Regions from separate parts of the Homo sapiens genome. Here region 2 is linked to region 1. Evidence: chromatin loops called from intact Hi-C (ENCODE). Cell type or tissue: CD4-positive, alpha-beta T cell. All regions are shown on one strand. Links, peaks and the distances in the headings refer to the core of each region. The heading gives the core; the rest is flanking DNA.

Region 1 (11,137 bases), core at 1-8,000:
TACTATGACTCTGTGCTTTTCAAGTTAATATTTTATTTAGAAGATGCTTTAGAAGTGACTACCTCTAACGACAAATATCTAACTGCTAGATATCCTCAGTTTGCTAATACAGTGGGATGGAGGGGCTGATTTAAGCCACCCCTTCTTTGGGACACCCAGCACTTCGTGGCTCCCTAGCGGTGTTTCTCCACTAGGGAGCCTTGTGCCCTGCAGTGATGCAACTGTGCTGGTTTCTGTACCAATAGGAAACCGCCTGAGGACACGTGCTGTGTCCTCATTCTCTTAAGGTCCCCTTGGTAAAGTGCATAGTGCCTGAGCCTTAACAGCAGTTTCCAGGTGTCTACTTTCTCCTCTCTGTACCTCAGAGCTCATAAACAGAAGACTCTGTGCTTGCAGCCTCAACTCCCGCTAACTCTTCCACTCCTGAGACCCCCTGAAAGCTGGCTTCTGCTTCAGCCTTAGAATAAGTTTGTTTTCTCTAAAACAGCCCTAGGTGAATAAAGTGCAGTAAACTAGAAGTAAATGGTGCCTCCCCTGCAGGAGGCAGATACTGTGTAGCTCCAGGAAACTGTCGCTGTTAAGGAACAATGGTGAAATCTCCTGGCTTATAAATGTTGATGACTCACCCAATAAATAAGTCATATCCATGGCCTCTGCTCTATGAATTGTCAGCCTCCAGGTTTGGTCCCGCCACTGTTTTTTTCTCTCTCAACTCTCTTTCTGCAGAATCTCAGCTGCCCCACAGCTCCCATATCGCCTCCTATGAATGGCATCCAATTCTCTTTCTCTCACCTTGACCTTTCTCCGGGGAGCCAGGCAGAAGTGTTCTTGCCCTCACACTCCACACTGATCATCAATCCACGGGGGCACCTTGGGAGTCCAAACCTTTGTCTTTATTCCCACTGCAGTCACCAAACGCTTTGTCATTCCTCATCCCTGGCCTCTCCTGTCTGTCATGAATGTCCTGCTGCCATGGAGATCTTCACAGAATGCAGCTCTAATCATCCTGCCTTTCTGAAAAAAAAACAAAACAAAACCTTCAATGACTCCTGCAGGCTGGCCACGAGTACCCTTAGCACAGAAGAAAGCCCCAAATCCTTTGCTTTCCTGCAGTGGTCCTGTTACTGCCATAACATCCCCTCCCCAACGTCACTGGCACCAGCTTCCCCCAGTTCTCTGAATACCTCAAGTTCCTTCCTGCCTTAGGCATTTTCCACCTGCTCTTCTCTCTGCTTAGAAAATGCCTCTCCTCATTTGCATCCCTCTCACTCTCCCAACCCCATAGAGCCCCATCCTGCACCTGGCCAGATTCTACTTTGCGCCTCAGAGTAAACGTGGTGATTTTCTCAAGGAGACTTTCTCAGACCCCACCCCAGACTAGATTAGGCCCTTGAATAGCACCCTGTGACCCACAGGTGTACCAGGACTTTTCTTAGAGACTACCATTGCTCTGATCGTCTGCTTCTTCAAGGCCTGTCTACAGTGTCTCCCCCTCAATGAAGCCCTCCACCCACACTTCTAGCAAAGCCATCTGGCTGCGTCACTCAACTGCTCTGGGCCTCCATCTCCTTATCTATAAAGAGGGGATAATAATAGCAGCTACCCCAGAGGATTGTTCTGAAAAATAAATGGTTTCTGTATGCAAAGTATGTGGTTGTCACATTGAAAAGGCTATCTATGGGTTCCTGTCTTTGCAGCAGATTTGAGGGCTCATGGGGAGAAACCACATCTTACACAATACAACTTTCTCCACTTTTCCTGGATCTACTTCTTCTCTCTTCTCCTTCTCTGCCCTCCTCCCTGCCCCAACCCTGTCCTGGAGTAACTGAAAAACTCCCCACTTCCCCTTCTCACCCAGAGCAACCCATCAACACCCAGATCCCTCAAAGAGTTCTAGTCCCAAATACCGTCAGAATATTTTTCCAAGTAAATACAGTGCTCTTCCTACACATTGTAATGAACACTTTCCATGCCTGTGGAATTCGAGCTGGCCTCTCAGTGCTTAATGCAGGTCAGGCACTTATAGGAGACATTTAATGTTTGTAGCATGGATCAATGAGAGCAAGACCTGTACAGGTAAAGTGGAAGTGTCCTTTCATTTTTAGTCATTTGGTACGTATGCATTGAACACATGTACCTTCTAAGTTTTGTTCTTAGATTCAGAAATGAAACACAACCCTTACAGGTTTAATTTTCGTTAAAATTAAACTGTAACGAAACTGTTAATGAAAATAAAACTGTAAGCTACGCTGTAAGGGACAGGACAAGGGAGAAACTGCTTTCCTCAGAGGGTGCAGTTTAAGGGTTGGAGGAGTTTTATTTACGGACACCCTTCACTGCTTAAGAAGCCCTGCAATTGTAGGAGTGTCTTTATGGGGTACTCAAAGTGGGAGGAGGATTTTCCTAAAACTTTGAGTTAAAGATCCACTAGGAGGAAAAACATCTGTAACGTTGACCCAGAAAGTAATATGGTTAGCCTCTGGTACCTCTAAAGCTAATTTGTATCACCTTCCCCCTTAAATTTAAGGAGCCAACCTGAAAATAATATTTCTGAAGGCCATTCTAAAACTAGCAGCACTGGGTGCTTCCTCTAGGGTTCTGTATTTCAGCGCATACCTTTCTCTGTCATCTATAGAAATAATATTTTTAAATCTGGAAAGAAATTGAAAAATTCAAAACGGGGAAAATGAAAGCTACACTATCACTTTTTCGTAACATCCTAATTTTTCTGTCTTTTTTGAGTAACAATATCATTGCAGTTGTTTTATGTGTTAAATTATCCAACGAAAGAAGGCAGTAATGTGTACATTTGTCTATATTTTCCCTCTATTTTTTGTGTCAAACCTTAGAGTATTATTAAAGGTCCCATTTTCAGCAAACCAAGAAACCAATGCTAAAAGAAAATGAAAGCCATTCAATCATTATCCAAGCTGATAATGATATCCTTTGTCTGTTGCCTCCTATGATATATTAATCCTGTTGCCAGGAGTAACAATGTTTCAAGAAATTTCATCCCTAATGATACAATATAATTCCTGTTGAAAGCATCTTATTGCAACAGAGGGAGACTCTGTCAAAAAAAAACAACATACATTTTATTAGGAAATCCAATCTCTTCTTACTTATAAGCATGAAGCTTTCTTTTAAACAAAGGTATTTTCATTCTACCATTGCTGATGATAGTTTTCTAATTATCTTGCTCCGTTTTCAAGTATTAACGTGTAATATCCGTTAACTGAGTTGTTTAAGAGCCTTTCACATTGTCGTTTTTGAAAACAACGGAAAGAACACTTTGTAATTAAATAAAATAAGTAGGACACGGGTACTAAAAGCAGCTATATGTTTAAAAAGATTTCATGTTCAGATCACAGTACTCACTCCACATGAATCACTCTAAGTACAGGTGAAGCAAAGGTATCATTTGAATCCAATAGCTATCACCACTTCCACCAGTCAGTGGCAGATAATAATCATATTGTGGAAGTAAAGAAAGCCAGATAAAATTTGTGTTATCTTTAATGATGCTTTCAATAGCAGCCACCTAGAAGGGAGCATTGATTGTTACCAGCTTGAATGAGACTCCTTAATTCCACTTCTGATTCTTCCATTTCCACAGCCACCCTATGACCTGCGTCATCATCAACCATTCACTGTTCCTCATTTTCTCAGCACATGGACTTGACAGCATGCTCCTCCAGGTCCTTTCCTGCAGAGCACTGTAGCGAAAGAGGGTCTGTATAAACCCATTTCGATTGCCCTTGCTTAGAATTTGGAGTCAGCATGGTGTGTTATAAAGAGAAGTAGGAGCTACTGGCTCTGCCTTTGGTCTCAGGCACTTTCTACATGACCTAGGCCAAGTTTTTTAACTTCTCTGCATCTCATTTTCCTCTTTTCTAAAATGAGAAGTGGGATTCTGTGAAACAGACGTTGAAAGTAGTGGCAAAAACCACAATTTCTTTTGCACCAACCTGATAGTTCTAAAATGTCTATTATCTTATAATGGGAAAAATACATATATAGATTTTTTTTTTATTTCTGATACTTACTGCCTCACAACATAAGTGCAAACTGACCTTCAAACTGGGCTTTACGACGGCTGAGTATTTTGGCCCCAAAATACACCTTACAAAATTATTTATTTGAAAAAAATACCAAAAGTACAAAGGTAGAAAAATTATGTATAATCCCACTAATGTTAAAATACATATGTAAATTAAAGTTTCCCACCTCTACCTTCTAATCTCTGTTAATAGTATGGTGGGTAGTCTTGCCAACTCCATTCTAGCAGCCATCTTATGAACAGTGGTCTGGCAAGGGCTGTGCTGACAGCATGACTAGCATCACCCAGGGTTGTTCTGAACACACTTATGCAACTGCAACTCTTCATGGCAACGCTATGATTACTTTTCCAAAATGGTTTGATGGTTTAGTATGTCCATTTTGAAAAACTTTATCATCCTGTAAAAAATGTAAAGATATAAACACAGTAAACACTGGCATTACTGCTTAGAACTTAATCAATTTGGTAATGGCTATTACTTTGTCAAGTTGGTAGACAGCAGGGACAATGATAAGAGAAGAGAAGGGGGAAAAAAGAGAAGAGATGAGAGAAGACTGTGTAAGGACATACCCCGACTCATTTGGAAAGAAAATATGAAAGCAACATCGGGGACAGGTCTATATCTGAGAAGTGTATGAGATGCTTAACATTTTTTACAAATTTATATTCATTATGCATTACTCATTGGATATTCTGACTAAGAATGATTTGCCAAGGCCAAGTTTACAGTGAAACAATGTTTTTTCACAGGATATATAATATTTTATGGGCAGCACTGAATTCAGTCTTTCTGGGTAGTTAGATGATATATATTTCCTAGCAGGAAAGAGTTATTAAATGAGAATGATGAATCAGTTGTGCTTCAGAAGTCCCATTGTAAAAATTACCAGTTTAAGTCTGAGCCTTGGGGATTAATGGGTAACTGATTTAATGAAACCTGTAGTACCTAAGGGAAATAATCTCTCTATTCATACATTAAGTTAACCCGATTTTTCTTACCTTCAGCAACTAAGGTGACCCGAAGGCTTGAGGAAAAACTCGAGTTTTCAGGGAGTACGCAAACTTAGCCCTTCCTGTTTCTGGAAACCCCTTACTCTCCTCCCACTCTGTACTTTGCTCATGGTGTTCCTTCTACTTCCATTATTGTTGCAAATCCTGAAACTGCTCCCCCTCCTGGACAACCTGTATTCACCCTCAAAATTCAGGATCATAGATTAGTACCTCATGAAGAATCTTAACTCCACCATCACCTCTACTACTAATCAGAATTAGTAGCTCACTCTCTTGGGTTGCTGAACCTTTAATAATAACTCTTGTTGACAAATTATTCTTCCTCACAGTATTTTCTTCTTCTTAAGGATGCAGACAGTGTCCAGAGTCTCTGCATTTTGAATCTCCAGCAAAACATTGTACCTGGCAGATGAGAACAGTCTAGAAATGTTTGTGAATTTAATGTGATATAGGAAAATATGGAAACCTAGTGAGAGACTGTTTGCTTTAGAAACATACATAGACAACCTCCATCCACTTATCTTTTCTTTCCTAATCTTAGGTTCAAGTGACCTTGATCCTTCGATGATATTGGACACTGGAGAGATCATTGATACAGGATCTGATTATGAAGATCAGGTAATTAAAATCTGAAAATAGTTCTCTATTTAAATGTTTTTAAGTTGAACCTTTGTAAATGTTTTATGAAAATTTGAATTATAAAAACTCATTTTGTGAAATATATACAGATAACTAATAACATATTACATGATAAATTACAGTAGTCTACAGTTTTCATTCACTAAGTTTGGCTTTTTGGCACTCCCTTGTCCTAAGATTCAAAACACAGTGAATTAAAGAAAGGTTTATCATCAAACGTTAACATGGGATAGAAATGAGGTTCTCTTGCCCAAGAATTTGCCTGTGTCTCTATCCCTTCCCACTAATAAACTAATAATATTTACTGAGCATCAGCTACAGGTTCAGGGCTCTGCTATTTTATCGCTAACTGTATTAGTCCATTTTCAAGCTGCTGATAAAGACATACCCAAGACTGGGCAATTTATAAAAGAAAGAGGTTTAATGGAGAACTCACAGTTTCACATGACTGGGGAGACCTCACAATCATGGCAGAAGACAAGGAGGAGCAAGTCACATCTTACATGGATGGCAGCAGGCAAAGGGAGAACTTGTCCAGGGAAACTCCTGATTTTAAAACCATCGGATCTTGTGAGACCCATTCACTATCACAACAGCACAGAAAAGACCCGCCCCTGTGATTCAGTCATCTCCCACTGGCTCCCTCTCACAACATGTGGGAATTATGGGAGCTACAAGATGAGATTTGGGTGGGGACACAGAGCCAAACCATATCACTAGTCTGTGGAAGGGAATGATGAACGAGGAAAGCATAGCCAAGAAGTTAAATACATTTTCTCTTTGAATAAAACTGAAGACATTTATCTGGGTCATTTTCCTCTCAGCAGAAGAACTCTCTCTGCTGCTATATTTTAATGAACCAAAATAGTTGGCAAATGAGCCAACCCCCTAATTAGGCTTTATTTTTAAAAAAGAAAAATGTCCAAAACTTTCTTCCGCCTCTCATCAGTGCTCCTCAGCAATGGCTAAAAGCCAAGTGAACATGTTCTTGGGGGAGGCTTTGTTCCCATCTTTAACTAATATTCATCACAAATAAAGCAAACAGATCAGACCAGTGTCCATGTGTAATGGCTGGCTGTATATTTCATATACGTATTCAGGAGCTATTTTCTTGAGTATAAAGTTCTTTCCTTATAGCACAAAGCAAGGAGATGATGTTGGCAAGTGCTATAATAGCTACACATGTTTATAGTAATTTTTAACATCTATTAAGCACTTATTACATGCAAAACGTTGTGCCGAGTTTCTTATATTAACTCAGCAATTCTTCACAACATCTCTAGGAAGTAAGAATTATTATCTCTATATCACAGACAAAAAAAAAAAGGACTAGAAGAGTAATTTACCCAAGGTTACATAAATAGTTTCACAATAAGGATGTGAACTTAGGGCACATTCTCTAGCATACCCAAGACTGGGCAATTTACAAAAGAAAGAGGTTGTGCTGCCTCTGCCACAATGTACTGCCTCCCATCCTAACCTCCAAAGACAGGTCATTCAATGATATGTATTGGGAGCCTTTTCAGTTGCTGACCCATAAGACTCCAGCAGAGGCTAATGCAAAACAACCACTTACAATCTAAAATTACAGACTGCACAAAGAAATGATTCACAACAAGGAAGCCAGCTAGTTAAAGAAATGGAAGACTCCACACCCCCCAAGAACTAGAAAGAACAGAAAAATCTGAAAGAAATCATAATATAAGGATATTCAAAATATTGAAAGGGAAGATTAGAAGCCATGAAACAAATACATGAACAAATGGAAAAGAAGAAAGAAAAAGGGAAGAAACAGGCATTGTAGGCACACACAAAAATATCGTCAATTGAAACAGAAATTCAATTAACGGTTGAATAGTAAACTAGATGCAGCTAAAAAGGCACTTGATAGAGTAGAGGAAATTGCCATAGAATAAAACACAGAGCTAAATAGTTGTCAAATATGAGAAAGAACTTAGGAGACATTGAGGATAGAATGATTGGTTCAACATATTCTAAAAGGAATTCCAGAAAGAGAGAATGGAGGTGATGGAGCCGAGGTTATTTTTTAACAGTTAATAGTTGAGAATTTTACAGTTATTTTTTAACAGATAATAGTTGAGAATTTTACAGAGATGAATAAGACAAGTCCCAGTCCCAAGATGGAAGGAACATATCCAGTCCTGAGCAGGATTTTTTTTTAATCCTCATCTACTCTTTTTTCATTTAATCATTCAACAAGTATTAATTGGACACCGACTGTGTGCCAGTTTCTGTTTAGGCACTTAGAATATAATTACATAAAAGAAGCAAGGGCTCTTGTGGCAAGAAGCTTACATCAGAGTGCAGAAGACAGAAAGTAAACAATAAACATAGTAAATTAGTCAGTTTTCTAGATTGTCAGAGGTGATAAACTCTATGAGAAAAGAAAGTAGAAAAGGTAAGGGGGTTAGGAATGCTGGGGGAGGAACAGATTACCACATTAATCAGGATGGTCCATATTAAATGGTATGCCCTCATTAAAGAGGTGAGATTTGAGCAGTGACTTAAAATATAATGTAAACCAGCAGAAGATGGAAGAGAAAACTAAAATATTAAAAGTGAAAATATAGTGTTACAGCTCTTTTAGAATTTGTCTAGCAGGCTTTCTAGTTTTTGCTGGAAAGCCCAGAAAAAAAAATTCTTTTAAAAAATTAAAAAGTGAAAATGCAGTTACTATAAAGGAATGACAATTTTGTTTGCAGCAGATTAAATGAAACAAGAACTTGCATTTATTTAGCACCTACTCTAAACCAGGAATGTGTTTTATGGTTTACATGCATTATTGCTGATCCTTACAATAACTCAAGAAGTAAGCTCTGTTAATCCCTAATTTGAAGCCAAGGAAATTGAAGCTCACAAAAGTTAACTGACTTCCCAAGACCATAAAGCTAGCAAGCTGTAGAGTCAGAAATCAAACTTTGATTTGCCTGGCACCAAAATCTATTCTCCACTTTCCCCACTCCAATAAAGCCATTAACAAGCTCACTAGTAATCTTTTGCCAATTCCAGTTAACCCTTTTTAGTTATCTTTCTTGACCTTTGCTGCATTTGACACCGTAAACTAGGGATCACCACACTTTTTCTGTAAAGGACCAGGCAGTGTAAATATTTTAGGCTTTGTGGGCCCGTATGTTATCTGTTGCAACTACTCAAACTCTGCCATCATTGAGCAAAACAGCCATAACAATATGTAAACAATGAATGTGGCTTTGTTGCAGTAAAACATCATATGTGGATACTGAAATTCAAATTCCATATAATTTTCATGTCATTTATTTCCACCATTTAAAAATGTAAAATTCATTCTTGCTGAAAGGCCATATAAAAATAGGCAGCAGAGTGGATTTGACCTGCAGGCCATAGTTTGCTGACTCCTGTCGTGAACCATTCCCCCATTCCTGACATTCTTTCCATTAGCTTTCAACATTTCTAGAGCTTTTAATACTTGTCGGTGTGCTTCATATTTATTACCTCATTTTATCCTCAGACAACTATATTATTATTATCCCAATTTTCCTGATGAGGGATCTGAGGCACAGAGAAATTAAGAAGTTTACTCAAGGTCACATGGTTGGCAAGAGGTAAAGCCAGGATTCAAAAGGTAGAGCTAGGATTCAAATCCAGCTGTGTGACTCCAGAGCCAGGCGCAGGAAAGATAGGCTAGGTTATGCTGGTATAATTAATAAAACTCAAAATCTGAGAGCTTTCCTTCCAGAGTTCCTTTTACATGTGATCTCCAAAGGGATTATGGATGGGAAGGAGAAGAACTTGAGGAAGATGCACCTGCATTTAATTGCACATTACCTCATCTCACATTCAGTAGCAACCCTAGTCACTGGCTCTACCTAGATGCAAGGAGGCTGAGAAATGGAGCTTATTTATATGCCCAGGAAGGGAGAGATGGGTTTGTTGAGCACCAAGCCAGTCTCAGCCACAAAGCTTCTGCTCCTAACCACAGGCTGCAGCACCTGCCTCCATGTGATCCCTCCCTCTTACTTCTCGCTTCACTCATTCTTGGTTTCCTTGCTGAACTCCTCTCCATCAGTCTATTATTTAACTGTGAACACTCCCCAGCATACTGACCATGGCCCCTTCTCTCCTAACTGCACATGTTCTCCTGTGAGAGGCTCAGTCACAGCCATGGTTTTGACTTCACTTAAGGCTTCCTGGTGAGCTCCTGTTGCATATGTCTGACTACTAAGTAACACCAGTTGGATTTCCCATGTGCATCTTGAATTCAACATGTCCAAAACCACGCTCACCATCTTCCCCCACAAAATCTGTTCTTCCTTCTGTTCTTCCTATTTCTGTGAATGATACCACCATTCTCCAGCTGCCCAAGCCAGACACAAGGGCGTCTTCCTAGCCTCCTTCCTTTCTCTCTCTTCCTACATCAGTTTGATCAAGAAGCTACTCAGTTCTCCTGTGCAGGAATTGCTTCTCCCACTCCACTGCCCATGCTTTGGTTCACACCCTCAGCCTTCCTCCCTGGGACCATAGGGCCAGCCTCCTAACCAGTCTCCTTCCCTCAGTCTGCTCACCCATCAAATTATCTTCCTGAAAGCACACACAATCATGGCATTCCATGGCTTAAAACTTTTCTTGGCTCTTCATCGATTTCAGAATTAAACTGGAAGCTCTTAGAAGATTCATAGAAACTTTCAAATCTGAATATGACCCCTACATTTTTCTCCAAACTCATCCATTGCCACTTATCAAAACACACTGACTGCTCCAGCCACACAAAGCCATTCTCAGGTCCCTCAAATGGGTCATGTTTGCACAGTCCCTTTCCTCTATATGGAAGTTTCCTCAACCCTATTGCTTCTGTCCCGTGTGACCTCTACTCATGCACCATCAGGACCAAGCTTCCCCTCTAGGAAACCCTTCTCTTGTCACAGGTTTGGTTCACCTTCTCAGGGGGCCCGTGATACTCTGTGTTGTAATATTATCTTGCATTTCAGGTACTATGTTCTGCTCTCTGTATCCCCAGTGCCTGCCACGGAGCCTGGCATATGGCATATGCTCAATAAATGCCCATTTGTTTAAAGCCAAGAACATGAATTCCAGTTCTTCTACTTAATGTGTGATGTTTTTATGCCTTACTGAGCCCCTTTTGGGCCTCAATTTTCCCTTCGAGAAAATGGTGGTGACAACCCCACTTAGAAGTACTGTTGGCTGGGTGCGGTGGCTCACGCCTGTAATCCCAGCACTTTGGGAGGCCAAGGTGGGTGGATCACGAGGTCAGGAGATTGAGACCATCCTGGCTAACATGGTGAAACCTTGTCTCTACTAAAAATACAAAAACAAAAAATTAGCCGGGCGTGGTGGTGGGCACCTGTAGTCCCAGCTACTTGGGAGGCTGAGGCAGGAGAATGGCGTGAACCCGGGAGGTGGAGCTTACAG
Region 2 (9,713 bases), core at 1,714-9,713, 57 kb after region 1:
TTTCAACACATGAGTCTTGGAGGGGACCAAAACATTCAAACCATAGCAACCATAGCACCCAGGGTAGGGATCTAGTGCTTTTGCCAACATCCCACACTGCATTGCAGGTAGCAGAAATGAAAATATTTTCCATGTATAAAGCAACATATACATGCAAGACACTGAAATTTAAAGAAAATACAATAGCTTCTATGGGACCACATTAACTTAGATGTGAACATGCATCAAATTGTAACTCTCCCTGAATTGTAACATACTCCTGTATAGAAAGTAATATCAAATTGCCTCTTTTATTCATTCCTGGATAGGGAAAAATGCATGGAGTCTTTGGAGTTCAGTCCCCTGGGTCAAGGTATCAGCTCTCTTACATACCAGGTGTGAGACTTTGGTCCTTGTGTCATTCCCTCACCCAAGCCTCACTTTCTTTCCTTGTAAAGTGGAGGCTCCTAGTTTCTCCTTCATGGGTTTCTGTGAACAGACTCACACAATGAATGCATTCACAACAATGAGAATTTCTCCTTCCACCCCACAGACTTCTGTTCTGCGCAGAGCCTGCTGCTCAGTAATAAGTAGAAAATGAATAGGAAAAACACTTCGGAAATCCAAGGCTGATGATTTGGAAATGTGCCTTTGTGAAGCTGATGTTCAAAGATAAAAACTGTTTTGAGCATAAAATAGTTATTTTACAGTCCACTTAGTTCTCATATGGTAATTTCATACCTGATTTTTTTTCTAAAATATATACTAATGTGTCAAATCCATGGCATAATCTTCTTCGTATTTACTCCTCTTTAAGGCTTTTAATTCTTCGATTTTAGTACACATAAAGAAAAGCCATGAAGAGGCATTGATGACAAGTATTGATTCCAGCCTATGAAATATTCCCACTGTCCTTTAAAGTTTTAGGTCTTTACAACCTCAGGGGAAGGAGGAGAGGAGGCTGCTCTGAATTCATACGGTATATCTGAGAGGACCAGCCCTGTCCTCTCTCAAGGTGGACTGGTTTCAGAAGCAGTGAGCATGCCCTGCACTTACATCATCCCTTCCTCATCATCCCTCACCCGGTGCTCATAGCAGTATCATCATGTAAGCACAGGAAAGGAATGGCTGCTCTATTAGGAGTCACTGAAGGCTGAGACCAGCAGCAGCAGCAGCTCCAGAATGTTTACAGAAGAGGGGCTTAAGTGCTGGGGTAGGGTTAAAGGGGGTCTTAGAGGACTGGCCTGAGGCCACTTTAGTACACCAAGCCTCTTGGCTTATAAATGGAGGCATGTTTATTTGAACTCTTGAGGGGGTGGGAGATGTGGTTGCAGTGTCTGACTGATACCATTGAAGCAGCATTTGCAAAAGCAGTAAAATTCTGCTTTGCTTCTTTTTCCCTGTACTCTCTTTCCTTAACATTTAATATGGAAAAAATTGATAAACCTTCACCTCAAGTCAGGCCACTGCTAGCCCATATGGTACTTTTGTGCAGATTAGAAAAAGATCCCCGTCTTGGCAGACACATCAGTGAGACACACAGGTTGGTAACTGGATTCAGTCCCTACTCAGCTCCTTAGCCAGGAATATTTGTGAAGTGCACAACTGTAGAGCTGTACCTGGCAGCCGTGCCTCAGAGGCAGGCCTGTGGCTTCAGGCCCCAGGAAAGGGCTGCCTTCACTCAGTGGCAAGGGTCCAGCCCTGGATTTTGAATTTCCCAGCTTTTAAGAGTTAACTCTCATGCTTGCTTTTCTGTCCTGAGCCTCTTTCATTTCTGCTTTTGGCAGTTTTCTTTTTTCTATACCACATTATATATGATGGACTTTCAGAAGTAGAAAAGAGCAGGCCGGTTTCCTTGGCTCTTCCATCTATTTGTGTTTGGTACTTGGTTGAATGTGTGCTTTTCCAGATGATGTCACCATGTCTTTAAATAGTCCTCAAATACTCTTTGCTAAAGGCTTTTCAAAAGACAGTAAAATGTTTCTCTTTACCTGCTTTGGAGCTTAGTACTGTGATTTTAAGACAAACAGGAGCTATAAAGGCTGGCTTTTGAGTTCAACACGTTTCCAGGAGGCACAGAGCTAGGCTAGGTCACTCTAGAAACCAACCTGGTAGCTGTCTTCTGCATTGTCTTGGGGAAATTATAGCAGACAGCCAAAATAGAAAGGGTAAAAGTCCTTGGGCTAAAGGATTTTCGAATATTGTTTCAAAGTAAGAAGTGCTGCATATGCAGTTAACTGTTGCTGTGTCACTGCCTAGATCTTAATGGCTTAAAACAACATCCATTTATTATTCCTCTTGGTTACTTTGGAGGGAGGGAGGGTTGGCTGAGCAGTTCCACTGATCTAGGCTGGGCTCTATTGATCTCAGCTCACTCACACATCTGCAGTGGGATGGACAGTTTTGTGTGTCAACTTTGCTAAGCTATTGTACCCAGTTATTTAATCAAATACTAATCTAAGTGTTGCTGTGAAGGTGTTTTGTAGATTTGATTAACATCTACAATCAGTTGACTTTGAGGAGAGTTCCTCGATAACCTGGGTGAGCTTCATCCAATTCATTGAGAAGCCTTAAGAACAAAATTGAGGTTTCCCAGAGGAAGAAGGAATTTGGCATATGGCCCGCAGTGAGAGCTCTTGCCCAACAGTTTCCAGCCTGCCCACCTGCCTTATGGATTTCAGACTTACCTAACCAGCCCCTACAATTGTGTAAGCCAATTTCTTGCAATAAATCTCATAGGCATAGACAGCAACATAAATAAACAACAGGTTCTGTATCTCTGTGGAACCCTAACTAATCCATGTGGTCAGCCGCTGGGTCAGCCAGAGCCTTGCTGATCTGGGACGGCCTCAGCTGGGATGACCCAAACTGTGCTCCATATGGTCCCTCATTTTCATGTCCTCATGACAGTGGCAGGAGCCTAAGGGAGGAAATGGAAGCATGCAGGATACTTGAAGCATAGCCGTGGAACTAGCATACTGTAACCTCTTCCTCATTCTATTGGCTGAACAGCAAGTAACAAGACTGGCACAGGTTAAAGGGTCGGGGGAAAATAATCACCTCTGGATGTGAGGATCTACAAAGTGACACTGTAGGAGGCAAGAATGCAAGGAAAAGTGAACATCTGAGGCTACAGTTGTCATTGATCTGCCATAGACAGTTTGGTACAATGGTGCAGGAAAGGACAAACATCGGAATGTTTTGTAACTTCCAATATGCCTTTTTCCTCTCCTTAAGGGAGTTAAAACTATGAAGTAAAATACTCATAGTCTTAATTTTCTCACTTACAAATAAAGGATAATGAAGCTTACCTTGTGGTGTTAGCATGAGAATAATGAGATAGCTACAAAAGCGTCTGTTGCACTACCTGTCAGGAGCTCAATAAATAATGCATCCCTGGCCGGGCGCAGTGGCTCACACCTGTAGTCCCAGCACTTAGTGAAGCCAAGGCGGGAGGATCACTTGAGCTCAGGAGTTCAAGACCATCCTGGGCAACCTAGCAAAATCCTGTCTCCACAAAAAATACAAAAATTAGCCAGGCATGGTGGTGTGTGCCTGTAATCCCAGCTACTCGGATGGCTGAGGTGGGAAGATCACTTGAGCCTGGGAGGCGGAGGTTGCAGTAAGCTGAGATGATGCCACTGCACTCCAGCCTGGATGACAGAGTGAGACCCTGACTCAAATAATAATAATATTAGTAACAACACATCTCTTTACCAGCAACACTTGAGCATGTACTGCATGTAAGAATAAAGAAGACAAAATCAACTGGAGGCACAGGACTGGAAATTTTATTTAAGTGTCTTTGTAGAATCAATATTCATAGGTAAAAACTCTGTTCAATAGAAAATATTTGTTTGACAAATAGTTAAGTCTTATGTGGTAATTCCAACAAAGTTTTGAATTTATAGGCAAAAAACACCTTATGAGCACAAACACAACCCAGTCCCCATAATTTGTCTTCATGATTTTGAATTTTCTCATTTTAATGGCACATTTAGAATATATATATATATATATATATATATATATATATATATATATATATATATTTTTTTTTTTTTTTTTTTTTTTGAGACAGAGTCTCATTCTGTGGCCCAGGCTGGAGTGCAGTGGCATGATCTTGGCTCACTGCAACCTCTGCCTCCTGGGTTCAAGCAATTCTCCTGCCTCAGCCTCCTGAGTAGCTGGGACTAAAGGCGTGTGCCACCATGCCTGGCTAATTTTTTTTTTATTTTTAGTAGAGACGTGGTTTCACCGTGTTAGCCAAGATGGTATCAATCTCCTGACCTCGTGATCCACCCGCCTCAGCCTCCCAAAGTGCTGGAATTACAGGCGTGAGCCACAGCGTTTGGCCTAGAAGACATATTTTTTAAAGCTGGTGCCCAGGTTTTGGAATCAAGCAGACCTGAATTCGAACTCTATCTCACACACTTTCTAGCTCTATGATTGAGGCACATCCCCTAAGCCCTAAGACACAGCTTTAGATCTGTCAAATGGGGATAATACCTCCTTCAGTTGGCTGCTGTGGTAAGCAAATTAAATAATACAAAGTAAATGTAGTTATTGTTATTGTAACCATATAGTATGATGACAGAAACATTCATTCAGGGTTTATAGTGCACTGACATGCTTTCTAAATTGTTTCCACTGCCCACTTACTTCACCTGTTCATGCTTTTCCCCACTGCAATAGTACTGACCTTTATTAAACTAGCACTTTGGGGCTGGTTAGAGACCTATCTTCTGCAACTGGAGTAGTATGGAGTTTCATCTAGAAACCATAGAACTTGTGGGTCTTAAAGCCTATCCCCAAAGATATCCAATGCAAAGGAAGTATCTGTCATTGGAGTGCCAAAGGACATATGGAATGCCACATAAGGTGGCATTAACACCCCACAGCAAATTAAATTGGTAGTAATGAAGATAAAGTCATCATAATTAATAATGAAAAAGCAAGAATAGCAGCAAAATGCATCCTTCCTGAAAACTGTTAAGATTGCCAGTTTCAGTATGTGTACACATTCTGTAGGAGCATTGAACATTGTCGGCCTTGTACAGCGGCCAGATTCTTAAGAGAATGCTGAACTGGAGTTCTCCAAAGCTCTACAAACATGCTGAGTTAAGTTATGGATTCCAAATATTCTTAACCCTTAATAACTTATTTATTAGATTAATGATAAGTGCCTTTTAAATGTAAGCCAAAAATGAAATTGTATATACTCATACCAGTATTCACCCAAGAAAGGATTTTGCAATTGTGCATAAGTTAAGCAGTATTCAGTGAACTTGCTGCCTGCCACCTGCAAGTAACCTAGCTAAAATTGTCATAAACAATTAAAAATGTTATTTTCTTCCTTACCCACATTTTAAAGGTAGATGATCCCAGAGTTGGTCCAGCAGGGACACAAGGTCACATGGGGCCCAGGCAGTTTCCCTATTTCCATCTGCCCTCCTTAACGCATAGGGGATGCCTCCTTTTGTGGTCGCAGGGTGGCAGTGGTGGATCCAAACGTGGCATCTCACACAACCACTTGTAAAACCAGAATGGGAGAGTGAGGCTGATTCTCCCATGTGTGTCTCTCTTTTTTAATAGAGAAAACCTCTTTCTCCCAAAGTCCCCCAGAAGATTGCTTTTTCACATCCTCTTGGCCCTGATTTGGTCACAGACCCATACCCATAATGCAAGGGAGGATGGAAATGCAAGGATCTGGCATTTTCTGCATCCAAAAAGAGAGGTGGGCTCTACCTGCAAGAAAAGAAGAGGAGGGAGGGAGGGCCGGGCACAGTGGCTCATGCCTGTAATCCCAGGACTTTGGGAGGCCAAGGCAGGTGGATCGCTTGAGCTCAGGAGTTCGAGAACAGCCTGGACAACATGGTAAAATACCATCTCTACTAAAAATGAATTTTTTTAAAAAAGACTGGGCGTGGTGGCACACACCTGTGGTCCCAGCTACTGATGAGGCAATTCTTCTGGAGGCTCTAGGGAGAAATCCATTTCCCTGTCTTTTTCAGATTCTAGTTGCCCACATCCCTTGGCTTGTGGCTCCTTCCATCAGTGGCATCATTCTGACCTCTGCTTCTGTTGCCACCTCTCCTCTGACTCTGACCCTCTTGACTCTTTCTTAGAAGGACCCTTGTGATTGCGTTGAGCCCGCCCAGATAATCCAGGATGATCTTCCCATCTCAGGATCCTTAACTTATCCACATCTGCAAAATCCCTTTGGCCATGTAAGGTAACATATTCACAAGTTCCAAGTATTAGGACATGGACATCTTTGCTGGGGGTGGGAGGATTATTCTACCACAGAACTCAGTAAATATTGGTTGAATTGTTGCATGAGCAGTAGAATCTCAGCATTGGAAGCTTCTTGGGGTTTTTTTTTTTTTGGTGTTTTGTTTGTTTTGTTTTGTTTGAGACAGGGTCTCTGTTGCCCAGGCTGGAGTGCAGTGGTACGATCACAACTCACTGCAGCCTCAAACTCCTTGTCTCAAGCTATCCTCCCACCTCAGCCTCTCAAAGTACTTGGATTACAGGCATGAGACACCATGCCCAGCCTCAGAAGCTTCTTTAGACAGCACCTAATCTAACCTCCTACACGGTCTAAGAATCTCTTGACTGCCAGATAGTTAATCTGCCTCCACCTGAATACCTCTGGTGCTGGGATCTTCCAAATCTACACTTCCAGGATTGGACAGCTACGGACATTAAACATTTAGACCTTTCTAATTGCCTATGCACTGATATTACTTCTGCCCTTCTTCCTTCTGGAGAAATCTACTGATTGTATCTTCTCTATCACTATTTTTACTATATTTTGAAAAAAGAAGCTGTCTTCTTATATTCATCATTTACAAATCTTTACTTAGCATGTCTCTGTTAGTCATTTGGGTGCAAAAAGATAAAAGACAGCCCCATCTTTGAGAAGGATTTTGGAAAAACGAATTCTGCACATATGTAGTTAAGTAGCAATACAATTAAATGAGATCATCTACGTAAAGAGCTTAGTGCTGTCCCTGGCATACAGCAAATGCTCCAAAAATGCTCTTGTTGCTCTTCTTACCACTCACACATGCTCTGAGCCAAATGGATGATTCATGGGGAGTTTGGTGAGGGTAAAGTGACTGGCAAAGGCTCAGGGAGGAGGGGAGGTGTAAGAAGGGGCAGAATGTAAACAAGCTCAAGGCAAAGGGGAAGGCATTCCAGGCTGGACAAACAATAAGCAGGGGTCCAGAAGGCAGATTAAACGGGTCAAGCTCTGGGGAAATTAATGGACTCATTTGTCTCATGTGGAGTTTATCTTAACTAGCTTGGGCAAACCAGCCAGTACTTTATAAATATTGTCAATAGTAGCTATAGATAGCAACTGCTCAGCAGTCTCTCCCGAATGTCTCCTCCTGAGCCCTTCTCAGGCTGGTAGACTCAGAGTAAAGCCTGTCACCTCAGGCCCCCATATTGTTTCTAATGGGAAGAAGACTTCTTTTGACCTGCCTCTTTGATTCCCAACTCCGACCTGGATATCATCTTTCATTCCTCCCTGGCTCTATGTCCCACTGCCACTAACTAGCTCTGTCTCACTTTCCACTCAGGCTTACCCTCTAGAGCCTTGGGGATTGAACACAGACATTCATGTTGAGGAATAATGAAAGCAGGAGAAGTAGGGTCCAGGTCAGACTGTAGGCTTCGGAGTGGTTGATGGAAAACTGTTGCTTCTATGACAGTGATGATCAAGAAGTGCTTCAGGCTGCAGGGAAAGCATTAATTAGGGTACAGTGTGACCAATGGAGGAACTCAGAAGGAAGAGGACTGGAGAAGGAGTTGTCAGTCCCTTAAGCTCTCCACTGGCTCACCTCATCTGGACCCACCTTCCCCCAATCTTACTTCCTTCTTAAAGAAAGGTGATGTGACAAAGGATGATGCCTCTGGGTGATCCTTTTTCTCCCTGAAAACACACAAACACACATATAATGTGTTTTATTCTTTTATTTATTTATTTTTGAGACAGAGTCTCTTTCTTTCACCCAGGCTAGAGCACAGTGGTGCAATCACAGCTCACTGCAGCCTCAAACACTTAAATTCAAGTGATCCTCCCACCTCAGTCTCCTGAGTAGCTGAAACTATAGGTGTGCACCATGTCTAGCTATTTTTTTAACTTCTTTGTACAGACGGGGTCTCACTATGTTTACCAGGCTGATCTTGAAGTCCTGGCTTCAAACAATCCTCCCACCTCAGCCTCCCAAAGTGCTGAGATTACAGGTGTGAGCCACTGTGCTCAACCTAGTGTGTTTTATTCTAATAATAAATCTGATTTTCCATTTTGCTAGGAGTATGTGTGTGTGCATGTATATATATATATATATATATATATATATGTGTGTGTGTGTGTGTGTATTCTATATACTCCATATATAGATATATAAAGGCTCCATATATAGATATAGAGAGAAATATATATATTACTCAGGGAGGTGGGGAGGTAGAAGGGGCAGAATGTAAACAAGCTCAGGGCAAATGTATATATATACATATATATTATATATATACAAATATATATTATATATATGTATATATATAATATATATGTATATATATACTATATATTATATATATGTATATATATTATATATATACAAATATATATTATATATGTATATATATTATATATATACAAATATATATTATATATATATGTATATATATTATATATATACAAATATATATTATATATATATATGTATTACTCTCTCTGTATATCTATATATGGATCCTGTATATATGTATGGCACCTAATAAAAGTTAAGAGACAAGCCAGTGTGCTCTGTAATTCCCAGTGACTGAAGCTCAGCTTTGCCATTTTATTTCTGTTTTACAAGGAATTAGAAAACAAAGAGGTAAAGGTCAAATAATTCCTTGGCAAGACTAGTCAGATGTGACTTTATGGCCAACATTAACTTTACATGAAATTAAAATGGGAACTTTGCCCCTTCCTTTAAACCACCAGCCTGACAAAGCTCTTCTTAACAATGGTGCTACATTTGGCATCTGAAGACAAGATCAAAGTGTTTCATAATCTTCTAGCAGAGAGTTGAGTTGAACACGTATTTGAGATGATGAAAAAAGGAACTTAGAGAAAAACAGTGAGAAAATTTTTTTCTTTAAAATTTCTTATTAGAGACACTAATATTGCAATTTATATGTAAGAGAAGAAAAATACCATTTCTCCTAGAGAACTAGGTCTGTTAAAGCAGTTTATATAGAGAAACTGCAATTTAATACAACTGGAAAAAGTTAGCCTAGCATCTACCACATTTTTTTCAACTCTGTTTACTCAGTTATACAAGTACTTTACAGCAAGCAGACCTCTAATTGTGTAGTTCAGTGAATGAGAAATGGGACTTGCTGCGGAATAAATTCTGGGGTGTAACTAAATTACACACCATTTCCCATACTTTTTTTCTTTCAAATTGCCCATTACTTTAAATGAAAACATGGTTTAGAAAAGAACTGTAACCACTCAAAATTTCTGAAGGACCAGTCTCCCTTCTCCCTGGTGATAAAATGTACTTATGTTTGTATTTTTCAACATTCTCCTGCTGAAGTTCCAAGGGATTTCAAAACTTCATTCACAGTTTTCCAGTAAAACCTGTAAAATTCATTTTCAGATCATTGGTTTAGCATGATCCAGCTTCAGCTCCACTTTTAGCAAATGAATCCATCTTCGTTTCTATTCATAT

What was found. Peaks named below come from ENCODE experiments on the same cell type or tissue, not always from the same donor. Only the 100,000 strongest peaks of a DNase experiment are listed, where the experiment ranks them.
Region 2: a loop joins it to region 1, with 1.8 times the contacts of the local background. A loop is called at or near these places in 3 of 110 quality-filtered maps.

The regions. Positions count from the first base shown.
Region 1 is chr1:77,412,027-77,423,163 of GRCh38, forward strand. AK5 (adenylate kinase 5) reads left to right here. Exons shown (of 14, transcript NM_174858.3): 8 at 5,613-5,689. It also overlaps the pseudogene RNU7-8P. Among named protein-coding and RNA genes, the nearest start is that of AK5, 140 kb to the left of the region's middle. In CD4-positive, alpha-beta T cell, for the core only: no CTCF peak of the experiment used is centred there; a DNase peak (open chromatin) is centred at 3,665.
Region 2 is chr1:77,466,846-77,476,558 of GRCh38, forward strand. The region is part of intron 8 of AK5 (adenylate kinase 5); the gene reads left to right. Among named protein-coding and RNA genes, the nearest start is that of AK5, 190 kb to the left of the region's middle. In CD4-positive, alpha-beta T cell, for the core only: no CTCF peak of the experiment used is centred there; no DNase peak of the experiment used is centred there.